Linked DNA regions of Homo sapiens: region 1 is linked to region 2. A link is a loop called in an ENCODE intact Hi-C map of the cell type or tissue named here. Cell type or tissue: PC-3. All regions are shown on one strand. Links, peaks and the distances in the headings refer to the core of each region. The heading gives the core; the rest is flanking DNA.

The links. Peaks named below come from ENCODE experiments on the same cell type or tissue, not always from the same donor. Only the 100,000 strongest peaks of a DNase experiment are listed, where the experiment ranks them.
Region 1: a loop joins it to region 2, with 4 times the contacts of the local background. A loop is called at or near these places in 2 of 110 quality-filtered maps.

What each region holds. Positions count from the first base shown.
Region 1 is chr1:234,057,499-234,065,843 of GRCh38, reverse strand. All of the region lies in intron 2 of SLC35F3 (solute carrier family 35 member F3), which reads right to left. Among named protein-coding and RNA genes, the nearest start is that of SLC35F3, 160 kb to the right of the region's middle. In PC-3, for the core only: no CTCF peak of the experiment used is centred there; a DNase peak (open chromatin) is centred at 3,403; H3K4me3 peaks cover 472 bases; H3K27ac peaks cover 4,819 bases.
Region 2 is chr1:233,985,282-233,993,626 of GRCh38, reverse strand. The region is part of intron 2 of SLC35F3 (solute carrier family 35 member F3); the gene reads right to left. Among named protein-coding and RNA genes, the nearest start is that of SLC35F3, 85 kb to the right of the region's middle. In PC-3, for the core only: no CTCF peak of the experiment used is centred there; a DNase peak (open chromatin) is centred at 4,146; H3K4me3 peaks cover 886 bases; H3K27ac peaks cover 5,457 bases.

The DNA.
Region 1 (8,345 bases), core at 332-8,331, 72 kb before region 2:
TTCATTTTATTTTCTTAAATGGAAGTACACTCATCTAAACTCGTTCTAGAAAAATAGTTAATTTTGTAAATAAATGTTGTGCTCATATAGTTTCAAGAAATTACTGTGGTTAAGGTGTAGTCAACCAAGAAATGTTTTATTTTCAAAAGGTCATACATACTGTTTTTAAGTCTTTACTAACATCACATGCCCACCAAAGTGGGACATGATCTATTTTTCTCATAGCGCTCGTGGCAGACTCATATATTGTGATATAGAAATTTTATTTTAAACACAACAATAGTAAAAGGATATATGTATAAAAGTAAATCTTGTATTCTTAAGTCCTAAATCTCCCTAGACCTGAAAACAAAAATGTCAAACCAGAAGCCAATTTATTTTAAAAAATAAGAGTTTGGGCCTGGCGCGGTGGCTCACGCCTGTAATACCAGCACTTTGGGAGGCTGAGGTGGGCGAGTCACGAGATCAGGAAGTCCAGAACAGCCTGGCTAACACGGTGAAACCGCGTTTCTACTAAAAAATACAAAAAATTAGCCGGGCGTGGTGGCACGCGTCTGTAGTCCCAGCTACTCAGGAGGCTGAGGCAGGAGAATCCCTTGAACCCAGGAGGCCGAAGTTGCAGTAAGCCGAGATTGTGCTACTGCACTCCAGTCTGGAGACAGAGCGAGACTTTGTCTCAAAAAAAAAAAAAGTGTTTGATCAGTAGATCTCACATCACTTTTCACAGTCTCCCTTTCCACACTTAGAACCATGAGCACTGTAAGCATACAGTAAAAACTTCCCAGATGCACACCAACTGTTCTTTCTCTTATCATAGTCATGCTCCATGTTTTGTTATAACCAGGTTACTTAAGGCAACTGGCACTATTTTTCGCTGTCTTCTTTTTACCTCTTATAAAAGAAAATAGTCTTCAGTACTTTGATCATGACCCTTCAGAATATCCTATTCTGGCCGGCTTTCAATATCTGCTTCCTATACAGACAGGTGTAAATGCACTAGAGTTCCTTACTTTCCTGGGTTGCTGTTAGAGGATAAGAAACTTTAGTAACAATTTATGGCCCTAGGTACTATGATGCCTGAACTACCTCTGGTCTACCCTGGGATCTATTTGAACGCAGTGTTCTAAGGCAGTTAAATCAAACAATTATCATGTTTTAACTTGATTTAATAGCACACATTAAAATCCTGCGGAATTAATTACATAAAATGAGCACAATTAGCCACAGCACAACAACTATAAAGAAAGAGATTGCATGTGATTGTGTCAGGGTGAGCCACAGGACCCTGGGGGTAGCATCTCCAGTTGTGTTATGTGACAGCCGAAACCTGCTGGAGGAAAACATCTAGGAAAACATCTTGCTTACAGAGTTGGAGTGGAATTCTGGTGACTCCACTGAATCCTAAAAAGAATGGTAAAAGGTTTTAGAGGAATTTTCTATAACCCTGATAAATAAATGAAAATTATAATAAGATATATTTTGGTCTCTTAAATATTAAATTAACCATAGAATAAAGTCCTTCTTATTCTAACATTTGGAGATCAAAAGCCTAGCAGCCCATTTCCCAGTCAAAAGGATCACACGCAAGACACATAGCTGGAAAACAGAAAAATAAATTCAAGGGAAACACACAGTCCTTTCTCAGATGTGATCAAGGATCACAAGGCAATGGAGGGGATCTAGGGCTATGAAAGCAAAAGTATAAAACAGACAAAGGAAACAGTCCCCCCCACCAAAAAATCCAAATGTTTAGATATCTACTTCCAGCATGACACCAGGAGGGGCTCCACAGACATGCTTCCCAGTGAAAATGGTGAAATTATAAAAACAAACAGTTCAGTGAGATGGAGATTTCATTCCAGGTGCAGTTAACAATACAGGACTATCTGGACCCTCAGATCCCACATGTAGGACTATCTTCACAGAAGAAGCGGCCATTGGCAGGTCTCAGATCGTTCCTAGCTACCTGTTGATGAGGCCAAGTTCTAGGTGAATGCCAAAAAGTGGATGCTCCCTTTTTCTGCCTAGTCCTCCATGCTGGGATTGTGGCAGGCTGGGTCTCAGTAATTCAGGCCTCCATAACAACTGTTTCAGTATTGACTGAGTGGTTAAGTTAAATATTAAAAGCTAAACAAAAGCCAGTGCCCTTATACCAAGGCTGAAATATGACAAAAGCCCACCAAGAGTTTTGCCTAGGTCTTTCCTAGGCCTTAAAACATGACAAAATAACAAAGGAATTGTTAACAGGACCCATTTAGGATTAAACAAGTTTTATTGGGGGGATCTGAAGAAACTCCCCAGGCCTCCATAAACAAGCTTATTGGAGGTCTGAAGGAACTCCCCAAACCTCTGTAGTTTAGCAGGAGACAAGATAGGGGTAATCACCCCAGCACCTGTACCCATTTAGATTAAGTAAATTTACTGAGGCTCCAGAGGAAGGTCTTCAGGACTCAGACCTTAGTTATAGATTAAAAGAAGTTAATCACTTATGTCTTTAGATGCATTCACACTTACACATAGACATATAGCTTAGAAGGTATATAAGCTCTGGAAATTTTTGTAATTTTGAGTTGGTCTGGTGATAATTTCCAGGCCTTCTGTAACTGGTTGCAGAAATAAAAGCTCTCTTCCTCCCCAGTTCATCTGTAACTCCTCACTGGGCCATGAGAAAGAGCAGCCCAACCCTCAATTTGGTCCGGGAACAGGACGGAGGCTCTACTTTGGGCAGGACACTAATAGGAATCCTAGGACCCTGATGGTGCTTGCTCTTGCTCAGATCCTGAAGTGGGGGTTAAACTCAGAGAGAAGCATGTCATTTTCTCCACACACAGAACCTTGATTAAGAGATTTTGCTAGGCCGGGCATGGTGGCTCACACCTGTAATCCCAGCACTTTGGGAGGCCGAGGCGGGCGGATCACAAGGTCAGGAGTTCGAGACCATCCCGGTGAACACGGTGAAACCACGTCTCTACTAAAAATACAAAAAAAAAAAAAAAAAATTAGCCAGGCGTGGTGGGCACCTGTAGTCCCAGCTACTCAGGGAGACTGAGGCAGGAGAATGGCATGAACCCAGGGGGCAGAGCTTGCAGGGAAAGGAGATTGCGCCACTGTACTCCAGCCTGGGCGACAGAGCAAGGCTCCGTCTCAAAAAAAAAAAAAAGATTTTGCTCATGGATGAAAGAAAAGAACAGAAAACAGAAATCTCTTAATTATTTCCTAAAGAAATTGACTTCATTTGCAACAGAGCCAGGAAAAGTTCAGGCCTAAGGGCACAATCAAAACCAGCTGATATTGTGGTAAAAGACAACTTTAGGCTTACTAGTTTGTCAGAGAGGTCCAAGGAAGGAGACAGCTGGGAGGAGCCCTCCGGGGTTCCACATGAATCTCAAACATTGACCTGAAAACTATTCAAAAGAGCCACAATAGATTGAATAGTCTGTAGAACAATTTATGCCCCCAGGACATAACCAGTTTGTGCGTAGTGGAGTTTAATAACTAGGTGTGACCAGGGAAAGAAAAAGTCAAAGATAGCTTTGCCAACACCACTGTCATCCTAGGGTGACTCAGGGTATACCCAAGGCCTTACCACCAAAGAATAACATCAGAAACTTCAGGCAATGGAGCTATAACGAGAAAGAACAAGAGGAAAATAAACCTCACTAAATGATCCAGACAGTAACAAAAGTTGTCAGTAAGCAAAGAGCAATTCCAAGTCCTAGGGATGGGGAGAAGTACTCAGAGTTACAACAGTATGTTCTCTACAGTGGGGTTTTAGGTAACATTTTTGTCTAGTATCCAACAAAAAATATTGTGAGACATATAAGAAACAGGAAATTGTGACCCATACCTCCAAAAAATAGACAACAGAAACTGACTGTGAGAGTGACCAGATGTCATATTTAAAAGGCAAAGTTTCAAGTAACTGTTATAAATATTTTCAAAAAAACGAAAAGAAACCATGTTTTAAAAGATAAAGATATGATGACAATGTTGCACCTAATAGAGTACCACTAAAGAGACAAATATTATTTTTTTAAAAAGCCAAACGTAAATTCTGGAGTTGAAAAGTATAACAACTAAAAGAAAAATTTAGTAGAGGGACTCAACAGTGGATTTAAACTGGCAGAAGAAAAATTAGCAGACTTGGGGATAGATTGACAAAGATTATGTAACCTGAAGAACAGAGAAACAAAAGAATAAAAAAAATTAGCAGAGACTCAGAAAAGTTGTGACACTAAGCACACCAATTACCAATATATACATAATGGGCAAACCAAAAGAAGAGAGAAAAGAGCAGAAAAAAATATTTGGAGAAATAATGGCTTAAAAATTTTCCAAATTTTGTAAAAAACAGTGATCTACACATGCAGAAAACTCAACAAACGTCAAGTAGAACAACCAAAAAGAGAGTCACAGACACGTGACAGTAAAATTCTAAAATCTTAAGACAGAGAAAGTTTTGAAAGCAGAAAGAGAAAACTGGCTTATCATTTAAAAGAGAATCTCAATAAGATTAACAGCTGACTTCTCAATAGAAACAACAGTAGCCAAAGGGCAGTGTGATAACATATTTAAAAAAACCTGTCAACAGAGAATCCTACAACTAGTTAAGGTATCATTAAAAAAATCATGACAAAAAAGAAAAGAAAAGACGCCTTGAGATAAACAAAAACTGAGAATTTGTTGCTAGAAGACAAGACTTACGAGAAGTACTAAAATAAATTCTTCAGGCTGAAAGCAAGTAAGTCTAGAGAGTAATTTGAGTTTACACAAAAATACATGCACACAAAAAGCCATTAAAAGTAATTATGTAATTATAAAGGACAGTATAGATGCATATTTCTTTTCCCTTATTCTCGTAAGTAATGTAAAAAGCAATTATATTAAAAAGTCTGTGTATAATGTATGCTGTGCCCTATAAGACATAGAAATAGAATATATTGCCAGTAACAGCACAAGATGAAATGAGTAGGAGCAAAGCTATGTTGGGATAAAGAGATTACTTCAGATTGTAACTCAAATACACAGGAAGAAATGGAGAGAAACAGAAATGATTAAAGGTGGGGAAGTGATTAAAAATAAATAGGAGTAGGGTGGGGCACAGTAGCTCATGCCTGTAATCCTAGCACTTTGGGAGGCCAAGGCAGGTGGATTGCCTGAGCTCAAAAATTCAAGACCAGACTGGGCAACATGGTAAAACCCGGTCTCTACCAAAAATAAACATAAAAAATTAGCCAGGCATGGTGGCATGTGTCTGTGGTTCCAGCTATTCGGGAGGCTGAGATGGGAAGATCACTTGAGCCTGGGAGGTGGAAGTTGCAGTGAGCTGAGATTGTGCTACTGCACTTCAACCTGGGTGACAGAGTGAGACCCTGTCTCAAAATAAATAAATAAATAAATACATAAATAGGAGTAACATTCCTATCGCTCACTGCAATTAAGTTAGCACAAATCTGATAGAAATGACAGAAGAAATAGAAAATTCAACAATAATAGTTAGAAACTTCAATACCTCATTTCCAATAGTAGACAAGCAATGAGGAAAAAGATCAACAAAGAAGTAGAAGACTTCAGTAAAAATCTAAAAATCAGCTAGACCTAACAGACATCTATAGGATACTCTACACAACAGTAGGAGAACATGCTTTGTTCTCAAGTGCACACAAAACATCTCCAGGACAGACCACAAGCTAGGCCATAAAATAAACCTCACTAAAGTTTAAAGTACTGAAATAACATTAAGTATGTTTTGTTATTGATTCTTAATTTCATTTCACTGGGATCTGTGACGGTTAATACTGTCAACTTGATTAGATTGAAGGATGCAATATTGATCTTGGGTGTATCTGTAAGGGTGTTGCCAAAGGAGATTAACATTTGAGTCAGTGGGCTGGGGAAGGCAGACCCACCCTTAATTCAGTGGGCACCATCTAATCAGCAAACATAAAGCAGACAGAAAAACATGAAGTGGTGAGATGGGCCTAGCCTCCCAGCCTACATCTTTCTCCCGTGCTGGATGCTCCCTGCCCTCAAACATCAGGCCCCAAGTTTTTCAATTTTGGGACTCGGACTGGCTGTCCTTGCTCCTCAGCTTGCAGATAGCCTATTGTGGGATCTTGTGATCATGTAAGTTGATAAGTAAGCTTGTCTATGTCTATGTCTGTCTATGTCTATGTCTATGTCTATGTCTATGTCTATGTCTATGTCTATGTCTATGTCTATGTCTAGTCTATGTCTATGTCTCTAGCTCTAGCTCTAGCTCTATCTCTACCTCTATCTCCTGTTAGTTCTGTCCCTCTAAGAGAACCCTGACTAATACAGGATCTGAATTTAGGAATCAATAACAAAAACAATTTTGGGAAACTCATAAATATGTGTAAAGTAAATAAAATAGTCTTAAATAACCAAGGGATTAAAGAAGAAACCAAAGAGAAATTAGAAAATACTTTGAGATGAATGAAAATGAAGACACACTTACAAAAAAATGAAAAAAAAATATGTGGAGTGCAGCTAAAACAGTGCTTGGAGGAAAGTTTATAGTTATAAATGCCTGTATTAAGAAAGAAGACACATATCAAATCAGAAACCTAATCTTCTACCATAAGACACCGAGAAAAGAACCAAACCTAAAAAATAAGGAGGAAGAAATTAAGATTACAGTGGAACTTACCGATATAGAGAATAGAAAAACAATAGAGAAAAATGGATGAAACGAAAAGCTATTCACTTGAAGAGAACAATACAATTAACAAACTTTTAGTAGCTAGACTGACCAAGAAGAAAAAGAGAAAACTCAAATGATTAGAATCAGAAATGAAACAAGGAAATTAAGGCCAACTTTACAGAAATATAAAGTATCATAAGGGAATACTAAGAACAATTGTATGCAGATAAATCAGATAACTTAGATGAAATGGACAAATTGCCAGAAAGACACAAACTACTGAAACTAATTCAAGAGAAATAGGCCATTTAAATAGATACATAATGAGTAAAGAGATTTTATTAGTCAAACAAACAAACAATAAACCAAAAAAAACCCAAAAAAATGAGGAACACTTCTCAAATCATTCTATGAGGGCGGCATTACCTCGATAAGAAAACCAGACAAAGTCATTCACAAGAAAACTATAGAATGATACTTCTTACAAAAATGGGTGCAAAAATTCTCGATAAAATAATACCAAACAAAATCCAGGGACTGGGCACAATGGCTCATGCCTGTTATCCCAACACTTTGGGAGCCTGAGGTGGGAGGATCATTTCAGGCCAGAAGTTCTGAGACCAGCTTGGGAAACAGAGTGAGACCCTGTCTCTACAAAAAATTTAAAATTAGCTGAGCATAATGGTGCATGCCTATAGTCTCAGCTACTCAGGAAGCTAAGGTGGGAGGCCTGCTTGTTCCTGGAAGGTCGAGGCTACAGTGAATCATGCTCATGTCACTGCACTCCAGCCTGGGCAACAGGGTGAGACCCTGTTTAACTGAAAAAAAAAAAAAAAAAAAAAAAAAAAAAATTCAGGAACATTTATAAAGACAATTATACACCATAACTAAGTGAGACTGAGACTTATTATAGGAATACAAGGTTGGTTTAACATTCATAAATTGGTATTGTGAATGAAATATAAAGCAAAAATCCTCGAAAAAAAAACCCAAAGCAAACCAAAAAAAATTGACAATATGTGACACTCTTTCATATTAAAGCGCTCAACAAACCTAAGGCTAGAAGTGAACTTTATCACCCTGATAAGGGTATGTATGCAAACCCATAACAAATATTATATTTAACAGTGAAAGAATGGATGCCTTCCCACTCAAATAAGAAGAAAGACACATGGCCGGATGCAGTGTCTCATACCTGTAATCCCAGCCCTTTGGGTAGCTGAGGCGGGTGGATCACCTGAGGTCAGGAGTTCGAGACCAGCCTGGTCAACATAGTGAAACCCCATCTCTACTAAAAAACACAAAAATTAGCTGGGCCTGGTGGTGCACAACTGTAATTCCAGCTACTCAGAAGGCTGAGGCAGGAGAATTGCATCAATCTGGGAGGTGGAGATTGCAGTGAGCCAAGATCACACCACTGCATTACAGCCTGGGCAACAGAGTGAGACTCTGTCTCAAAAATAAAGAAAGACACAGATATCTGCTCTCATCAGTTTCATTCAACATTAGACTGGAGGTTCTAGCCAAAGCAATTGAAACAGAAACAGAAATAAAAGGTACCCAAATTGGAAAGGAAAAAGTAAAACTATTTTTATTCACAGATACATAATCATGTATACAGAAAGTCCTAAGAAATCCACTAAACAGCTATTAGAACTAATAAATGAGTTCAGCAAACTAG
Region 2 (8,345 bases), core at 275-8,274:
TGGCCTGGATCTCTGCTTCCTCAGCTGTAAAATGAGGGTATTAGAGCAGAGAGCCCCTCAATGGGCCCTTAGCACTGAAGGTCTTTGATTACCTAAGAAAGGCTAGTTGTATGAGAAAAATTTATTATATGATGCCCTTCAGATTTAAAAGAGAATTTTGATGAATCTATCATAAAGAAAGCTGTGAGTTTTAGCTAGTGAGCTGGGGCTTCCAAGCAAGTTTCTCACGAGGTTAAGGAAGTTAGATCTTCCCATTCAGCATATCGCTTTCTCTTCCAAGGGTGAGTTCTACTTCCCTGGACCACCAGCCCAGCAAAACTGACCATCTCATGCTCACTGAGAGCTCAGTAAAAATGTTTGGTCCAGTCACGGTGGCTCACATCTGTAATCCCAGTACTTTGGGAGGCTGAGTTGGGTGGATCACTTGAGGTCAGGAGTTCGAGACCAGCCTGGCTAACATGGTGAAACCCCGTCTCTACTAAAAATATAAAATTAGCCGGGCACGGTGGACAGCTAATTGTACCCTCTGGATTTTTTTTTCTTCCATGGAAGTCAGTTTGAAGAGCAACATGAAGAGCAAAGGGAGCATTAGGCAAGGCACGGGCATTTCAAGTACATTCAAATGACAAAGTGTATTTGGGAAGCATCTACAGCACAGAGGGTAAGCATTTGTGGGAGATGATTTTTGGGAGCTGCCACAGGGGCCCAGACAGGCTGCCCTCCCACTTTCCCTTTCAGACAGGCTGCCCTCCCACTTTCCATTTCTGTTTTCTCTCCTTTGCTTCACATCTCACTCCAGATGCCCTCTCTTTTCTAAGATGCTCTTGTAATAATCCCTGTCCCTGCTACATTCCCCATCGAGATGAACTCTTGTAAGAATCATTGTATATTTGGATTGTTAACAATGGTGCTATGGTTTGGATATAGTGTGTTTGTCTCACCAAAACTCATGTTGAAATTTGATCCCCAGTGTGATGGCATTGAGAACTGGGCTTAGTGAAAAGTGTTTGGGTCATAGGACAGACCCCTCATGAATGGTTTGGTGCTATTCTCGAGGTAGTGAGTGAGTTCTCTCTTTTGCAAGACTGCATTAGTTCTCATGGGAACAGATTAGTTCCTAAGAGAGTGGGTTGTTACAGAGCCAGGACACCCCTCAATATTTCCACCCTTGACATGTGTCCACTTCCCCGTCGACCTTCTCTGAGATGATGTGATGCAGCAAGAAAGGCCTTGCCAAAAGTCAGGGCCACGCTCTTGAACTTCCCTGCCTGCAAGATTATGAGCTACATAAACCTCTTTATAAGTTACCCAGCTTGAGGTGTTCTTAATACCAACACAGAAATGGACTAAGACAGATGGGTTCCTTTACCAGATAAAATAGCATTCACTTATTGTATTTATTTAGTGTGATGGGGCAAACAGATCTCAAAATAAATGAACAGAGGGGGTGTCCCTCCTGCCCTTTGCCCACCAATCCCACCCTCTCACATTCTTGTCCAGAGAGCACCACGGCCGTCTGGGATTGGAAGGTTGCTCACCATCGTGTGGGTTGGGTGTCTGCTTCTATTCTCCAACTGACCTTACAAATTCCTGCATTTACTCGCCACAATGTTCCCATTTCTTATCAATGCAATGGAGGCTTGAGCAATTATCCATTAAATATTTCAAGAGAAGTTCTTTTTCTTTGTGTTAGGAAAATTCACAGGCTTATGTTTTCATTTTGTTTTATTCAACTTGATTTTGGGGTATTTCATAAAAATATGTAATATGCAGGTAATAATATAAAATTAAATAAACAGGCAAAATAATGATGATGCTGATGATGATGATGAAAAGTAGCTGGAGGCAAAACTTAGTCCTCTAAATGCATGAAAGGTACCTTTGAAGTTGCAAAATACAGACTATGTTAGTTGTTGAGCTTCCTGGTAGCCAGAACAAAAAAGAGACACTAATTAGCTAAAATACTTGTAGTGGTCATAAGTAAAAAACAAATTAGGGTAAGTTTTCCTTAACACTATAGCACAAGGGGCCCAATGAGCTGGCAAAGTTCATCGCTTTTGGACAGGAGAGAGTAATCCAAGAACAAAGGAGGAATTGAACACTCTCTAAGTCTGAATCAGCAGCCAGGTAATTGTACCCTCTAGTTTTTTTTCTTTTTTCTTTATTTTTCTTTTCTTTTTCTTTTTTTTTCTTCCATGGAAGTTAGTTTGCAGGATCTGATGAGCTAAGTATTCCCAACATGAAGAGCAAAGGGAGCATTAGGCAAGGCACGGGCGTTTCAAGAACATTCAAATCACAAAGTGTATTTGGGAAGCATCTACAGCACAGAGGGTAAGCATTTGTGGGAGATGATTTTTGGAAGCTGCCACAGGGGCCCAGACAGGCTGCCCTCCCACTTTCCCTTTCTGTCTTCACTCCCTTCTGCTCACTACAGCTGTGGCTTTCTGGAGTACTACCTGCAAGATGCTGGGGCTGTGCCAGAGGTCCAGCCTTAGGAAGAAGGGCACAGTTACTGACACCACTGCAGCGATGGAAAGCAGGACTCACTGCACATATTTGCAGTCTCTCTTTAGAAGATTTACCAGGAACATCATTTTAATAAAAGAGGGGCCTTGGAGAGTTCACAATGCTCACTTCTGAAAGGATGTGGAATACAGATGTTCCCTTCTATTACATAAGGGCAGATTTGCAGGCTGCATCACCATCATCACTGTCAACAGAATCTTCATTATCATTTCATACATACCTTTACAACAGATGCCAATTATTTTGCAGTTACTATTTTCTAGGCATTTAATTAAACAGTTTACACATATTGTATATATTTTTTGATGCTTGAGTATTTTTTCAGCTTTACGGATGTGTAATTGACACATTTTAAAATGTGAGTATTCAAGGTATGCAATGTAATGTTTTGATATGTGCACACATTGTAAAATGATTACTGCAATCAAGTCAATTCACATATCCATCACCTCACAGAGTTACCTTTGTGTGTGTGTGTATGGCGAGAATACCTAAGATCTACTCCCTTAGCAAAATCCAAGAATGCAATACATTGCTATTAAGTACAGTCACCATGCTGTACATTAGGTCTCTAGAAGTTACTGATTTTACAACTCAAAGTGAGTACCCTTTGACTAACTTCGTCCCATTTTTTCCACCCCCTGAATATTATTTAAGTAAAGAAACAATGGAAAAAATAGAAAATTGGATGTGAATTTTCCCATGTTCACATTGCTAATAAGTAACAAAGCTGAGCTTAGAATCAAGGTCAGTCTACTCTAAATCCTTGGCTGTAAACTCAGTCTTTGTGTTTTATTAAATTCATACACTCCAAACACTAAAATAAAACTTGAGCATGCACTTCTAGTATATGTGAGTCACTTTTACGTAAATTATGTATTAATGAATAAATACTATTATGTCCATTGTGAAACCGCTAAAACATATATTTTAAAGGATGAAAAACCTAAAGAGGAAATAAAATAATATTTAAATTTTTTCTTTATTACTAGTACAATCTTCTGCTATCACTAATATTATGAATAACACATCATTATTTTTTAAAACCTTGGTTTGCTAGTTTATGATACAGTGATCCAAAGATCTGAATGTAACTTAAGTTTCCTTTGACACAGATACTCACGACTAAAAAATATTCTATACAAAGACATGGGGATCAAAATGCAATATGTATATCTGAGTTTCTTATTAAATAACGATAATCATTTTTTTCAATCTCATCCACCAATTAGTCAAAGATTTTTGTGATAGCCCAGCTAGTAAATTTCAAATTTTCTTGAACTCAGGTGCAAACTAATCAGAAGGTCAGATATTTATATATGTTTCATGAATGGATTCAAAACCTACTAAAGCTCTTCATTTCAGGAATATCTTTAAACTGGTTACAAAATTTGTTTCTAATTTCTGAAAAAGAGTTTAGGTATGAGTTTTAACATGTAGCATTTTTTTCAGTGAAAATATTCATATAATACTAGAAATATTTTAAAACATGTAGTTTCAAAATGTTCTCTATGAATCACCAGTTCCTTTTAAAAATACGTTATTTTCTCACTCATGAAAACATCACCTTTCCCTTTATTGGATAGAATCTGTTTGTTTCTTTGTGTGTAATATTTGCTTAGTACCACATTCTGACAGCCTCTGTTGTAACAGAGAAGGCCACAGCTTATATTGCTTGACTTTTTGCAAAAGAAAAACATAAATGTATAACATCCTTAAGGTCAACATTTCTGAGGATTTTGCTATAATACAAACAGAAAATTTCATTATGAAACAAAAAAGTTTTCATAGAAATTCTCTGTCATTATAAAGCTTAGTAAATATTGCATTATTTTAGTATTGTTGTAATGAAACTAGCCAGATCAAGCTAACTTGGAGCACTATCAAAGGGTGATGTATTTAAACATTCTGAAAGAGAATGCGTGCAGCCCCACTGTCCAGCTTGCTATGTCAGGGAGTTCCCTATACTCCTCTGGTACCAGGAAGTCCTGGGCACTATGTGTAATCTGTGACCATCTTGACAAATGGATCAATCCAGCATCAAACATGAAAAATTAGAATATTAACAGTGTGAATCTAAATTCTTTATATTTTTGGATTAAAATATACATGGAAATTTAATAGTTTTCTAATGTCAGTGGATCATCTGTCCATTCTTGGAGAACTTTGCTTTCCACCACCATGATCTGCTGCCTCTCAATCAACTCTATTGCACTGCTTTGACAATCAAATGGGCAGGAGTAGGGTTGGAATCTTCTTTTGAAACTTAAGGAGAAACATCTGGTAAGGCTTGGCAGAAGTTTTACAATTCTCTGGAAATCTCACTTAAATGATAGTAAAGGATAACGAGGACAAAACTGCACAAGAACAGAGAAAATGGGAGAAAAAGTTATAAGAGACAGAGAAGTCCATATAATTTTAGAAGTAAGCAACAGATGGACAAATGGCAGCTTACTTAGGACACCCAAAGGAAGCTGAAAGCGTGCCTGTGTGGAGGATGGAAAGAGCATGTGGAGGGTGGGAATTAAGACAGAAAGCAAGCATGTTTGAGCCACAGGACCCTCAAAGAGCTCAGACACGAATAGCACCAGGCACTTCTGAAGGCAAAGGCACAGGTGGGGTTGACAATAGGGGAACTGATAGCAAGTCTGTATCAGAAGCAGTTAGATTCTGAATATGTGTAGACAAGCAAGAGCTCTGGGATATCCACATACAATTGGCTCAACTGAAAGTAGGGAATTAAGTTCAAGTTTACATATCCAGTGGTGAGCCTCTGTCCCCATTCATTTCCCTAAAAAGTAGCAACCAGCTTCATACCTTTTAAGCAAGAGCCTGGATGATTGCTTTCTGGAGAAACACAAGAGAAAAGATTTCCAGTTACTAATATTTTGGAGTCTTTTAATGAAACCATCTGATCCCTAGACCGTGACCCTGAAATGAAGCTCACTGCTTGATAAATACCACTCGTGTTCTCAGAGCTCCCACATAGACCTTGTGTATTTCTGGCTTAAAAATGAATGAACAGTAAAAATCACAGACATGAGAGGAAATATTCTAGCATATAAAACTGAGACAAAAGCAAACAGAAACAAAATCAATGAAGAAGGCAGAAGACCACTTAAAATCTATTGCTATAATTATTAACCTTCAAGACTTTGAGGAGTGAGAAGAAACTGAAATAACAATATAAAAGAACTCATTAAAATTAAAATATGGTATCAGGAGGGAAGAAATAAATAGAAGGGTTGAAACATAAATTTGGAGAAATCTCTGTAAAAGGTAGACATTTGGAAAATATGAGATCAAATATAAGAAGATTAAAAGATTAGTCTAGGAAGTCCAACATCTGAGTAACAGGTGGTCCAGAGAGAGAGAAGAGGGAAAATGGGAGGGAATGAATGAGCAAATAAATATTATTCCCAAATCTGAGAAAACGTGAACTTTTGGACTGAGAGATTCCACCAGATAGCCAGCAAAAATCATTTTAAAAGTCACAAGGTCAAGTCATATTATTGTAAGACGTCAAAATACCAGATGCAAAATCAATATACTAAAAGCTTCCAAAGAGAAAAGATAGATCAAAATAAAAAGATGGGGAATCAAAAAAGCTTCAGACTTCTCCTTAGCAACACTGCAATATACCTAGAATAGAATGGAGAAGTACATTCAAAGTCCAGAAAGGAAATAAATTGATACTTAGAATTCCATACTCAGTAAATCTCAATCAAGAAAAGGGCAGTAGACAGGCATTTTCAAACATACAAGGTCACAAATTTGTGGCAATCTTGCATCATTTCTTTTTCTTTCTTTTTGAGATGGAGTCTCACTCTGTCTCCCAGGCTGGAGTGCAGTGGTGCGATCTTGGCTCATTGCAACCTCTGTCTCCCAGCTCAAGTGATTCTTGTGCCTCAGCCTCTGGAGTAGCTGAGATTACAGGCATGTGCCACCACGCCTGGCTAATTTTTTTTGTATTTTTGGTAGAGATGGGGTTTTATCATGTTGGCCAGGCTGGTCTCAAACTCCTGACCTCAGGTGATCCGCCTGCCTCAGCCTCTCAAAGTGCTGGGATTAAAAGCATGAGTGCTCCCAGCCTCTTGCATCATTTCTGAAGCTGCTAATGAAGGTTTTGGCTCAATAAAATCAGAAAGAACACACATACAAAAAGAAAAAATGAGGTGAGGAAACAGAGGATCCAATACAGAAAAGAACTGAAGGAAATTTCCAGGAGGATGATGAAGGAAGATCCCAGAAAGCCTGGGACGTAATCAATCCATGTTGCAGCAGAACAGAAGACTCCAAAAGGAATGTCTGCAAAGAAATAAAAAAGTGAAAGAAATAGATGATCTAGATGGTTGAACCCATCAAGGGGAGATTTTCATCTGTTGAAGGGTATGGGCTAAGTTAGGAAGATACAAATACAAAAATAAGCAAATGTTAAAATCATTCAATTAAGAACTGCAAGGGAAAAAGTTAAAGAGAAGAAATATACTCACAGTATACAAAATGCCTCAAACAGATACACATAAACATATGTATATTTTATTAGCTTGGCTATAATAGTATATAATATATAACAACATATAATACATACATATACATATATGCTATAGCCAAGCTCATAAACTGTCTAGATGTTGATGCACAAATCATGAGAGATAAATCTTTATTTTCTACATTTGGAAGCTAAACCACCATGTTAAAAATTGGAAGAATATTCAGAACAAACATTTATGAAAGCAGAAAAAAGAAGAAGAGAGTTGAATGTGGCAGCCTCACATAAGTGGGAACTTGGGGTGGAGAGAAGTTGGGTAAAACCTAAAATCCTCAAAGAATTATTTGAAAATTTTAAAAGAAAGATACATGTATTATTTTATAAAAATAAAAATTAAAAGAAATGCAAAAACAGACTAATAAGGGCAGAATGTAAGAGTAATAGCTAACATTACTGCATATATATTGTGTTTGAAGCACTCTACATGATTTAACTCATTTTCTCTTCCCAGCAATTGTATGAGCTAAGTGCTATTGTTATAATACACATTTTTAAGATCAGGGTACTAAGGTCCAAAGACCTTAAGTAAGTTGCTCAAGGGTGCACAGCTAGGAAGCAGTAAAAGCAGAATTTTAACCCACACAGCCTGGGCCCAGAGCCTTCAATCTTCAACTCTCTGTTATACTACAAAGGAAGACACTTAAAAGCTACAACAAGAACGTTTGTTTGATTAAAAGTTCATCAACCTCTGCAGGAAGTTTCTCCAGGCAGGACCAGGAACTTTCCCAAAGTCTGCACCCACATAAAGACTGGTGGACAGCTATGGTTCCAGTATTCTCTGTCTTATACTTTTGTGGATGATTTTAGCTTAGAGAATTATCCAACATGGTCATTTAAAACGTTCCAATAAAGCACCCCCAGAATGTCTAAAGAAAGGCAGATTGCTGAAAGGCTGTGCTGAAAATGTACTCTCACTAACTTACATCACGTACCAATGATTGTAATTAGAATTAGATGGAGAAAGAACTGTGTGGGTCTCAAGCGGCTCCAAGAATCAAAGTGGAATTTTTTTCTTAATGGTCACAAGACTACTGCACACTTACATGACATGTTAAGAAATTAAAGATTTAAATCAGTCTTCCATATCTCTAAATTTGGAAACAGTTGATAGATTCTTCAGCTATAGATTCAATAAAAATAAGATCAGATAAAAGCAGAAATGACTGCACAATTTATGCAATATTTAATCCATCCTACAAAAAGACTCTGCATGGAGCACAAACAGAAGCTACATGACAAGTTTTGCTCTGTTCAATTTTTCTCTTTA